Regions from separate parts of the Homo sapiens genome. Here region 2 is linked to region 1. The links are chromatin contacts, found by Hi-C or POLR2A ChIA-PET in ENCODE. All regions are on one chromosome and are shown on one strand. The core of a region is the stretch at or near the end of the contact, and the rest is flanking DNA. Distances in the headings are between cores, read along the strand shown. Region 1 overlaps CLVS2 (clavesin 2). Region 2 has its middle 96 kb from the start of CLVS2.

What was found. A loop is a pair of places that touch in the nucleus more often than their neighbours do. ChIA-PET counts read pairs that join two places held with the same protein, here RNA polymerase II (POLR2A).
Region 2: a map of prostate gland shows a loop between it and region 1 (2.0-fold over the local background). The contact joins two enhancer-like sites. A Hi-C loop is called at or near these places in 1 of 168 maps with a recorded cell type or tissue (prostate gland). POLR2A ChIA-PET finds 5 or more read pairs at or near these places in 2 of 52 experiments (MCF 10A and T-cell).

The regions. Positions count from the first base shown.
Region 1 is chr6:123,054,223-123,060,572 of GRCh38, forward strand. It overlaps CLVS2 (clavesin 2), which reads left to right. Exons shown (of 6, transcript NM_001010852.4): 5 at 1,584-1,804. Among named protein-coding and RNA genes, the nearest start is that of CLVS2, 61 kb to the left of the region's middle. Within about 2 kb of position 3,034, at least 2 of the 41 ENCODE cell types and tissues checked have a DNase peak (open chromatin) inside an H3K27ac peak, as active enhancers do.
Region 2 is chr6:123,089,150-123,095,499 of GRCh38, forward strand. No RefSeq gene overlaps it. Among named protein-coding and RNA genes, the nearest start is that of CLVS2, 96 kb to the left of the region's middle. Within about 2 kb of position 2,227, at least 10 of the 41 ENCODE cell types and tissues checked have a DNase peak (open chromatin) inside an H3K27ac peak, as active enhancers do.

The DNA.
Region 1 (6,350 bases), core at 1,784-4,283:
CTTAACTTTCACAGGAAAATTATTTTCATTTCTTCTTATAAGAAGAACACAGGGGTGCACATGTGTTTTCCTGGATATAAATACTGGCTGTTGTGCCCTCAGACAGGAGAGGGAAGGTGTAAAGTTTGCAGTTAACCTGGTGTACTTTGGGGCAGATGGCCTCTTCCACCTCCTGTGGGCCTCATGTCATGTACTCCAGACAGCTGTTTGCTCTGCCTATTTTGGCCAGTGACCTGCTGTTTCTGCTTTTACTCTTCTATAATTTGTTGAAAATGCTTATTAAGTGGCAACTACCATCTTCTAATTTTATTTGATATTGTAGAGTAATCTTTCTTTGTTTCCCAATGTATTTACTTCAGTGGATTCTGAAGGTACAGAAAGCAAATATGAATGTGTTAGCTTATTCTTCTTGAACTCAAGAATGAAATTATTTTTATGACTTACTATAATTTTGAAATAAATATTATATAAATGTAGATGAGACAACAGTGTTGTAGCAGAGAAGGCCAATCTGTAGTTTTGAAACTGAAATGAAAGAAGAGCAAAGGTAGCAGTTTATGGAAAAACAAATCTTGAGTATGTGGCTTGAATATGCCTCAAGTTTTTTTTTTTTTAAAGCACTATTTAGGATGGTAGAAGAAAATCAGAAATGCATGAAGAAAATGTTTCAATAAACAGAGTCATCTATTATACCCATTGCTACTGAGGGTTAAAGATATATAAGGACTGGGAATTGGATACTGAATTTAGCAATGAGAAGGACCTTGACAAAAGTTGTTTTCATTCAGTGGTAAGAGACAAAGCCAGACTGGATTCCATTTAGGAAAAATGAGGAGAGCATTTTGTCTATAATCATAGACAAAATGATTAAGGTATGCATACAGCTTTACATTTTTAATTCATTGTTTCTTTTTCTATTTGGACAGTCAGTATGGAAATCTTTAGTAGAGAAGATACTGGCAACATTACAGAACATAATGTCCTTTGGGACATGAACTTCACTCAGCCTTTCATTATGACGATGCTAATCTACTTTGGTTATTTACATCACCCACTTTGCATTATAAAACAGTAATTTAGTGGTTACAATATTCTTATTTTTATTGATGATAAAGAGAAAGCCTTGCAAGTGACAGCTTTTTGGTGTAATAACTTGCATAGGCTCTGTAATTGATGAGTCCCTTATGAGAAGGGTCTGTTTTCACAGCATTCATTATACACATCATCAAGTTTGCACAACTAACACCAGGATGATGTACAGATCAGCATGTACGTATTATTCTGCCCATGTCCCTGCCTATGAAGAAGGAAACCAAATTTGTGGTTGCAGCTCTTTTACCCAATAACTCTCTGACCTTCCAGAAATTACTTAAAGTGTCTGAGCCTCAGGATTTTGGTATGATATATTAGGATAACAGTACCAGCTCTGCCTGTTTTACAGAGTAGATGACTGGCTAAAGTACTTTAACAGACATGCGAAACTCATATTTGCTATTGCTATCCTCACATCCCCCCTGTAGGATTTAGATGGTATTTAGTTTCCTCTGTGTCTTTCCCTTCCTCCCGTCTTCTTGCATTTATAGATATTTTTGCATGGTAACAACCTGAACAGTCTACACCAACTAATTCATCCTGAGATCCTGCCCTCTGAGTTTGGAGGAATGCTGCCTCCTTATGACATGGGGACATGGGCAAGAACACTGCTAGACCATGAATATGACGATGACAGCGAGTACAATGTAGACTCCTACAGCATGCCTGTGAAGGAAGTAGAGAAGGAACTCTCCCCAAAGTCCATGAAGAGGTATGCTGGAGGTAGACTGGGGAGTGGGCTGGGCCAGGGCAGGGAGAGGCATCCTGAGTCAAACTCAAAGCTTTCTGTTTTTCTGTATACATTTTTCTGGTGGGATTTTAAAACTCTTTATGCCCTATGATTGTATGTCTAAGAGTTTTGAGTCAAAGATAAAGTCATTTTCTTATAGTGAGAACATTTAAAATTTATTCTCTTAGCGGTTTTCAAATATACAATACATTATTATCATATATTTGAAAACTGTAGTAACCCTGATGTATGATAGATCTCCCAAACTTATTCTTCCTGTCTAATTGAAACTTTGTACTTTTTGATGAATATCTCCCTATCCACCCCCCCAAACCATCCTGCCTCATCCCAGTGCTTGGTAACCACCATTCTACTATCTATTTCTATGAGTTCGACTTTTTTTAGATTCCACATATAAGTGAAATCATGCAGTATTTTTCCATCACATTGTATTCCATAACTATATGCAATTATCTGTCAATTAAGGAAAAGATAAAGTAATTTGAGGTAACCTCAACTTAGTGTTGTTCCAAATTCACAGACAGTCTAGCAGGGCCCTTGGAAGTCACCAAATCTGGTGGTTTTCAAATTGTATCCTGAGAAACCAAAGGTTTTGAGGGGGTGCCTTAGGCCAAGTAGGTGGAGTAGAGAGAGTGCCCATTTCCACTGTTGTGGGAGCAACTCTCCTATAAGCAATTTATTGGATTTCTGTGTAAGATTTCTTTTGAAGAAAGCAACCACACACACCAGTTCAAACACTGTGTTCAAAGTTTCTGGTCCTTTTTCAATATCTCTGCCAAGTCTTTGTCTAAAGGTCTAAACATTACTGGTACAAAACATTGTATTTCACTTCAGTTTTAATCTTTATAGAGTTCATTGTTGAGTCAGAGTCCAAATACCTGCTTTGACTCTCACAGCACTTTTATGCCTTTTATCTTTCAATCAATAGTCTGGGGAGTTGTCAGACATTGCACAAATGCATACCTGGCTCTGAGTTTGCATTCTGTCACAAACAAGTAGATGTGTAATTCTCAGACTTCCCAGGCAACCACAGCTCAGGGTCCATTTGGATAACAGTAACAAATATTACTTCTCCAGTTCATTTCACATTCACAGAAGTATGGGCACCGTAGCCCCTGCAAGTCTCCCCTCACCTAGCTCAGGGAGGATACAAGGACAATGAACGGGTCATGCCAATGTCTGGCATCCTTCTCTGATGAAAGCCTTAAGGCCCTTTGCCCATAGCTCTGACTCATGGAGTAATGTGCCTGTTCTTTAAGGATGGTCTTCTTTTTTTTTTTTTTTTTTTTTTTTTTTTTTTGAGATGAGTCTAGCTCTGTCTCCCAGGCTAGAGTGCAATGGCGCGATCATGATTCACTGCAACCTCCACCTCCCTAGTTCAAGGGATTCTCCTGCCTCAGCCTCTGGAGTAGCTGGGATTACAGGCTCCCAACACTGCACCCAGCTAATTTTTGTACTTTTAGTGGGACAGGGTTTCACCATCTTGTCCAGGCTAGTGTCAAACTCCTGACCTCATGATCCACCTGCCTCGGCCTCCAAAATACTGGGATTACAGGAGTGAGCCATTGCGCCTGGCCAGGATGGTCTCTTTTATGCTGCTGCCTCTGTTGTGATTGTTGTTAGTATGTGTGTGCATTGATTTCCTCTCTCCAGGCTGCTGCACAACTCCTTGGAGAGAACGGAAAGGCCAGAAATTTTCCCTGCTCTAATTTTCCACTAGTTAGCAAGCTTATATTTAAACCAACTTTAGGCTTCTTAACTCCCTTCTTTTAGAACAGAACTTCTCAAGATCTCTGCTCTCCTAAGGGGTTCATGGATGGGCTCTCAAAGGATTCTGTTAAGTGCTAAAAGTTGTATGCAAAATTTTGTGTGCGTAAGTATGAATGTACTATATGTATATGTCATGCATATATTTTCTGGGGAGAAGTCATATATTTCATCAAATTATTTGAAAGTTTTTAAAAACAAAAGTGGTTAAAAGCAACTCCCCCTAAAATAGTTTTCTTCTAATAAAATAATCCTAATGATAACAGTTGTTATAATCTATCATTTACTAGGTACTTTTCATGAAGTAGGTGTCTTTTTTTTACATTAATTTATAAATCCTCACAACAACCGTGTTAAACAGATACTGCATCCTCAACGTTAGGTAGTCTATATATAGTGGAGCAGAGGGCTCCACTGCATGAGATGTGGAGTCTTTCACACCACTGACATAAAGCCTGCCTACCCTTCGTGGCACAGAGGCCCTTTCTCAGAACTGAACTACATAAGGATTTGGAGGCAGCTGTCATCGGTGTCCACTAGTGTTCTTCTTTGTCAGCTAATGAGGCCCTTTTTCTTCAGCCATTCTGCCTGAGGCATGATTCCTCATGTGGCCCATCACGTGAGCACATTTTTCTCTGTATCTTCTACACATCACCTGCACTCTGCTCAGCTGCACCCACCCCCTAAAAATTATTTAACTGTTCTTGTTGATTCCAGCCTTACCTGCTCCCCTACTCCCAATTTATTATCCACATGGCAATCCAAAAATCTTTTTAAAATATGAATCAGACCATGTCACATCTTGGCTTTATTTTTATTTTTATTTTTGTTTTTTTGAGGCAGGTTCTCTTTGTGTTGCCCAGGCTGGAGCGCAGTGGCGTGATCATGGCTCACTGCAGCCTCCAACTCCCTGGACTCAAGCAATGCTACCACCTCAGCTCCACAAGTAACTGGGACTACAAGTGCCTGTCACCATGACTAGTTAATTTTTTATTTTTATTTTTTTGTAGAGACCAGGTCTCACTATGTTGCCCAGACTGGTCTCAAACTCCTGGCCTCAAGTGATCCACCTGCCTCAGCCTCTCAAAGCACTGGGATTACAGGTGTGAGCCACCAGGCAGGCCTTAGCTTTATATTTTTAATGACTGCTATTTATACAATGAATACAATCACCTCCTTATCATGGCTTACAAGATGCTACCTGATCTGACCCTGCCTCCCTCTCTCCTCCAGGTGTATCCTGTCTGCTTCCTCTTCCCCTGCTTTTCAGACACATTAGTCTTCTCTTTTTGCCCTTGTCACCGCCACCTGGAATGTTCTTTTCCTTCATCTTCAAATGGGTGGTCCCAATCAAAGGTCAGCTCCTCGAAAGAGTCTTTTGATCTTTGTCACCCACCTGGTCTTAGTCAGTTCTGTTTCCTCTTCATTCTGGTCACTCCCTGTCCATCACCCTTCTTTATTTTATTCTCTTCATAACACTTTTAGCCTTTGAAATTGCTGATTTTGTTTAATTTTATATCTGCACCCCACCCCAAAGTAAGCTTCAAGGAGACCATATTGTCTATGTTTACCTTATTCTCTGAATCCCCAGTGCCTGGAGAAGGTCCTGGAAAAACAGAGGGTGCTCAGGAAATACCAGTTGAATGCATGGAGGAGTGCTCTGCTGCCCATCAGTGGCCCCCTTTAAGTGCAGTATTCATAACTGAATAGGGAACATCTAACCTGGTATTGGCACTTGCATTTAAGTTGCAGAGTTCTGGCTTTGCAGGATAGACCTCACTGGCTTCTTTGGGTTGCTGTTGTTGTCACTGTTGCTATTGTTCAAGCAGCCAAAACTGACTGGTATGGGGGTTCCTAAAACTGGAAAGTCTCTTTACTTACCAATCCATATCCTCCTATTGTTTAGGTTTGTCCTCCAATCACATTATTTTAATTGATTAAGGCCCATCTTGTTAGATATAGCCTAGTCTATCCACCTTTTGTATCCTGATTCTTTTCTCCAATTAAATAGACCATTTTCTCCCCTACACACTTTGCTTGTAGCCCATTAGTGGCCCCAGTCCTGAGTTTCCTGCTGGTGTCATGGGCTGATTAGAGTTTTAGGCATTGTTTGGTGTACGTTTGGTATCATATGAAACATTTATGATTCTATGGAAAACTGAAAAATGAGATTAAGAAAGGTGTTGCACTTGATTCTCATGTTCTCTATGTCAGGGAATGGCAGTTCGCCATCCAGGACAAGAGAAGATTGCTCCTATGTTCCACACTGATTCCCCTTGGCCCTTTTCTTTTTGTAGTTTTATGATATCTTTAGATTAAGAGGGAGAAAATAATTCCATCACTAAAGAGTTGTGGATAATTCTTCTTTTGGGTAAATGTAGCTAGACATGCAAAAAGATGACTTGTCTTTTTGTATTAATTTCTGGAGGAGAAGCATAGTCATGTGTAAATATGCAAAGTTCACTAGACTAAGTATTTTAGAACTGGAGAGTGTCTTTTACCTTATGCCGCCAATGCCTAAGATAGTGCCTGGCACATAACAGTAGTGAGTAAAGTAACCATACCTATTTCATGATACGCACTTCTGATTATTGAATATTGAATATATTATTATTGAATAAGGTTAAGCATTTATTATTGCTTTGTGCCAAACCCTGTTCCAATGCTCTATGTATGTTGATTCATTTGCTTCTTGAAGCAAGTAATAAAGTAGTAGTATCCCCATTTTATTGATAGAGAG
Region 2 (6,350 bases), core at 977-3,476, 34 kb after region 1:
TCCAGGCCTTAGAGCTGTGAAAAAAATGCATTTTTGTTGTTTAAGTCAATGAGGTTGTGGTATTTTGTGGGATGGAATTTTGTGGCATGAAATTTTATGATTTGGAAGCCCTAGCAAATAAATACAGCGATTACAGCATGAAAAGATATGAGATTGAAAGCCCAGAAATAGATGAAAGACCAGAAGTAGACAGGTTAATTAGTCTATGAAACTGAAGATATTAAAAGAATACCAAATGGCCTTTTCAGCAAAGTTGCTGGCAGTATCAGATTTCCTAATATAAACATTTCCTAGCAGCATCAGGTGGCCCATGGCCTTATTCTAACATCAGGTGATTGTCAGCATGGCTGAATACCCAAGTATAAGTCATGTCTGCAAGAAGAAATAGATTTTTTTTTAGCTATTGTTACAAATAGCTTTCTTTGTTTTGAGTTTTATACTTTGTTTATATTACTTCTCACACAATACCCTATAAATTCTGGCATATTAGTAATTACTCCAAGGTTTAGTGCCCAGCTGCCTAATTTAAGTCCATTTCTGTTGTTAATAATTAGAAACTGTAGGAAAAAACAAACAAACAAATAAACAGAAACAAACAGCACAACCAGGTCTTAAATGGGCTTTGGGTTCCATTTTAATGATATGTTAGTCTTTGAGTGTGTTTTTTTTTTTTTTTTTTTTTTTTAGATAGACTTTCACCCTGTCACCCAGGCTGGAGTGCAGTGGCGCAATCTCAGCTCACTGCAAGTTCCGCCTCCCGGGTTCAGTTCACACCATTCTCCTACCTCAGCCTCCCGAGTAGCTGGGACTACAGGCACCCGCCACCACGCCTGGCTTATTTTTTTTGTGTTTTTAATAGAGACAGGGTTTCACTGTGTTAGCCAGGATGGTCTCGATCTCCTGACTTGTGATCCATCCACCTCGGCCTCCCAAAGTGCTGGGATTACAGGCGTGAGCCACCGTGCCCGGCCTAGTTTTTGAGTTTTAAAAAATAATGTTACTGTTACCCATTACTGCTTCTTCTCAGACATGAGAAAATTTTTTCTTTATTCCTTTTGGATAAATGGATTGTTTCAAACAGAAAGAGAAGATTTGAGATAAAGGGGCCTGCTGAAGACAGTTAAACTTAAGGGAATGACTAAACAAGAAGAATGAATGAAGATAGTGACAGCTAAAAGAACATTGGATTACTATGGAAATAAGACATTTAATATAACACTCATAATGATATCTACCAGTTTTTGAGCCCTTATATTACACTTGGGTCTATGCTCTGCCTTTTATATATTTTATTCAATTTAATCTTTAAAACCACCCTATAGAGTGGATACTAAGATTAGCCAAAATTCTCAGATGAGAAAACTGCCATTTAGTGACATCAATTAATCTGCTCAAGGACAGTGCCAGGATCTGAATCCAATTCTTTCTGATTGATAAACCTAGGACTTTGTCTTAGTCCATTTGGAATGCCATAACAAAATACAACAGATGGGGTGTCTTATAAACAACAGCAATTTATTTCTCACAGTTCTGGAGGTTGAGAATTCCAAAATCAAGGCACCAGCATATTCAGTCACTGATGATGGCAAGCTTTCTCATAGACAGCTCCTCTCACTCTAACTTTACATGGCAATCCATAGAGGAGTCTCTCTAAGGCCTCTTCTATAAAGGCCCTAATCCCATTCATGAGTTCTCTGCCCACATGACTTAATAACCTCCCAAAGACCCCAGTTTCTAATACCATCATCTTAGGGGTGAGGATTTGAACATACAAATTTTGAGGACACATAAACATTCAGATCACAGCAGCATCTTTAACCACTGCAACATACTGCTCCACAAAAGACAGATATTTCTTTTAAGAAATTACAGAAGTCAACGTGAAGCATTATAATTGAAATCTCTTGTATATTATCAGGAGTCAGAAGACAGCAAAGCTGAAGTCTGACTCTGCTTTGCCCTGCGTAGTTTCAGGACACCTTGTACTTCAACTCATGTTTGCTCATGACTCAGTGTGGCTGACATCTCCATGACACACAAATTAGACCAGAGAAGCAAGACTCTCCCTGAGCTGGAGCTGGCCCTCAAGGTAGTGTATACCAATCAGATATATCCTTGGAGGACTCCATAATCAGATTTGGGAGGTCTGGAAGGAGCCCAGACTTTCTATTCAGCAGGAGTGGGCTGAGATTCAGCTGTAAATAGAAGAGAAAGGCTGCCATAGCAGTGGAAAATAACTATGTAGCCCTGGCTTGTCCATTTCACATAAATGCCACAATGATTCATCTTTGAGTTGATAAACATGTTTTCCTAAGTGAAAGTCAGACAGACAGGATGTGATTCCCAGCTAGAAGGGCTTCATTACTAAAGTATTATAGAGAGAAGCTGCTGAGCCTATGCCTTTGCCATGCTGGAAATGGATTTTTGCTAGGGGCACAGTTTTTCATTTCAGTGAAATGCAGATAAGGGGAAATTCTGGCAGTTTATTGTAGTGAGTCTTTAGTCTTACTTTCCTTTTAGTTCTCATAGTGACACAGGTCTGGTGTCATATTCAGGGCTCACATTAAGAATATGAGCAATGCTCACTGACTTCATTGACATAGTCGCCAATGTATTCCCAAACCTGAGGGGGAAAAAAACACCACAGACTCAGGATTTGAAATATAGATGGCACTGTTAGACTCAGGATCTATGTTTAGAAAGAAATTAGGCACATAGCCACCAGATAGATGCAAGGAAAATACCACACCTCAGTTATTAAGGCATCAGGTTTTCTTACAGGCTCTTGTTTACAAGTACAACCCAAGTTCACCACCATCACCCCACACTACCCCATACTTTCAAAAATCACTTTATAATTCCCAGGGGAGAATTATAAATCAATGTTGATTGATTGCTCTGTAGTATATGTAAACAAATAAAACCAATGGGCATGGGGAGCCCAATTCACTGCTTCTCTTGTGACAAGATTAATTTCAAGTCAATCCAGCACTGAACAAACATATATTGGGCATGTAATATTTGGTGGTCTCCATCTGGTTGCTGGGATAGGAGTATGAATAAGAAGGAGCTTTTACTTGTGAGGGCCTTACAACCCAATAAGGGAGACAGAAGCACAAACACCTGTCAGTGTAATGTGGCATGAGAAATAGTAGAATTAGAAAGTATGATGAAAAGAATAATGAAAGAATAATTTTTTCCTGACTGAAAGTAGAGTTAGGAATGAAAATAGAATTACAGAAAGCTGAAGCTAGGAGCTTGATAAGGTCTAAATGTGTGTCCCCTCCAAATCTCAAGTTGATGTGTGATCCTAAATGTTGGTGGAGGGGGCTGCTGGGAGGTATTTGGATCACTGGGGCAGATGGCTCTTAAATGTCTTGGTGCCCTCTCCGTGGCAATGAGTTCACTTGAAAGCTGGTTGTTTAAAGACCCAGTACCTCCCCACTCTCTCTTGCTCCCTCTCTGACCATCTAACACACTTCCTTCCCTTCCCTTCTGATTTGACCAAAAGCTTCCTAAAGCTTCACCAGAAGCTGAGCAGATTGCAGTGTACAGCCTGTGCAGCCTGCAGAACCGTGAGCCGAATAAACCTGTTTTCCTTATAAATTACTCAGTCTCAGGTATTCCTTTACAGCAACACAAAATGGACCAGAACAGAGATGATACTGTGATAGATTTTAAAGCCTGAGAAAATCATTTTTCAGGTAGACTAGTGAAGTAATGCATTCTAAGCCTGGGGAAGAATATGGGCAAAATCATAGCAGAGGGCCTGTTTGTGGTATAGTTTAGGAATGGTGACACATCAGGCATGGCTGTAGAGTGAGGTTTTGTGAGGACAGTGTGGAGGCAAAACTAGAAAGGCACATTGCAAGTAGGTTGCGGGGTAAGTGGGGCAGGTTGTAAGTGGGAGTGGGGAGGTGGGGAGTAACATTGTTGCCTTTTTTGCTCTAGAAGGTGGAATACCAGCAGAGGCCTTTAAAAAAGAATCTGACAGGATCTGAGTTCAGATATAGATAAACCACCTCTATCCATTTATTTATCTTTTATTAAATTATTCTGCATTTTTCTTGTATGTAAAACCTGCTTTTCATAAGGCCATATTTTAATCAGAAGTGCATTTATCAGGCAGCGCCATCAAAGTAGAAGACAGAACATGGGAGAATGGAAAATCAGGAGAGTAATTTTATCTTCAGGAATGAAAATGAGCATTGAAAGGTCATTGTTCTGTCCTTTGCCTCTTGAGGCTGGCAAATCTAGACACAAGGAGTCAGAGTTGGTACTCTTTCTGGCCTTAATGATAGTAACATCAAGATTCTTTCAAAGCACAAAATGACACTCATAAGAAGGATCCTGCTTACCAGACAAGCCTCATTCTTCAGCACTGCCATGTGGGAACCCCCGGCTTCCTTTTTCAGCATGAGTTTCAGGAGACTGATTTCACCATAATTTCTTCTTTCTGTGCTTTTTCATATTCTGATAAATACTTAAAATAGTCTTTCATTTAATAACCTTTTTTACTGGATGATTCCTATTTGATTCCTATTTATTCTTTCAGCTCATATATAATCTGCTCCAGGAAGACTTCCTTGAACATTATGAACTTGGGTTAGTTCTTCCCTTATGTGTCTCAATGTTATCTCACATGTATTTTCATTATACCAATTTTCCCATTGTATTAAAGTTGCTTAACTTTTTCTACATCAAATTGCAAGCTTTTGGTAGGCAGGCACTTTAGCCTACCACAGTATTCTCAATGTCATATACTTAGAAGATCCTCCAAATGTTTGTTAAATCTAACGCAAGAGAATGAGAAAAAGAAATAAATTTAATTATTTAAAGTCAGATAAGGAACTCTTCTATAGCCAAGGCCTGGATGGTTTTAGCAAGTAAATATAGGTAGATAATAAAGAAAGCCTTCTCTTTCTTTAACATGGCAGAAAAGTCAAATAGTTGAAGAGTGGGGCCAGCATATAATGGAGTAAAGGACAATAAATTACCAATACTTGACAAAATGTATATGTGCTTGAAAAACAATATCAGGTTTAGGGAGAAGGTCATTAGCCTCTCAATGGCCCATTTTCATTTCCAATGATGAAGAATCTTTCAAGTTTAGGTGTAAATGGTGCCTGTGGGAACCTAAGATAAACATCATTATCTCTATATCCTTGTTTGCCCCTTAAAACCTTAATAAGCAATAGTTACTCCATACAGAAAATACTGAAATTTTAATGTTTAACAGGCTTTTCAGATGACACCTACTGGAAGAAGAAAAAGTTTATAGTTACTCTTCCAGAAACAGAAACTCATTGACTTGGATTTAATTTAGAGATAGAAGCACAGTGTCTCAATTTTAGCTCTTACACCTATCTACACAGCATCCAGTTACCAAGTCATGTTGATTCTGCCTGCTAAATAGTTCTCAAATCCACTTACTTTTCTATGTCCTCTTCCTTAATCCTAGCTTTATGGACTATCTCAATAATCTTTTATTTGGTTTTTCGTATTTGACACATTCTTTTGAAGTACAAGACTGAGTGTACCAATCCTAAAATTAAAATCCTTCCAAAGAAGTCTTCCTAATGTTTTGGGATTAGATATAAAATGTGGAGTGTAGATCCTCCATTCTGGGCCCCAGCAGCTCCTGTCTGTGCTCTCCTTCTTGCACACTTTTACTGCTACCCACCCAATCTCTGCCATAGTGACTGTCACAAACTACTTCTCATTCTTAACATTTTCCTCATCTGTGTGCTTAGAAAATATCTATGGGTTTTCTATTGCCATCTAATAAATCACCACAAATTTAGCAACTTAAAACCATAGTTTTCAAGAGTCAGGAGGAGTCTAGGCATAATTTAGTTGAGTGTTCTGCTTAGGGGCTCACGAGGTTGCAATTAAGATAAAAGCCTGGGATATGATCTCATCTAAGCTTTAGGTACATTTCCAAGTTCAATGGTTGTATGCAGAATTCAGTTCCTTGTGACCATAGGATTGAGAACTTCAGCTCCTAGAAATCACCAACATTCCCTGCCACATGGGTCTCTCCACAGCATGGCAGTTTGCTTCTTCAAGGCCAGCAGGAGACTATTTCTGCTCCTTCAAGTCTGAATTCTAGATCCTCCTTGAAAATGCTGACCTGACTAGTACAGGCTCACTCAGGAAAAACTCCCTTTTGAGTCATTTAAAGTCAACTGATTAGGATTTTCATTACATCTGCAAAATCCCCTTACTTTTGCCTTATAACCTAACCTGATCAAGGGAATAACATTCGATCATATTCACAGGTCCTACTCAAACTCAAGAGAGGGGGCTTATAGGAGTATAACTCTTTGGAGGAGATCTTAGAATTTTGC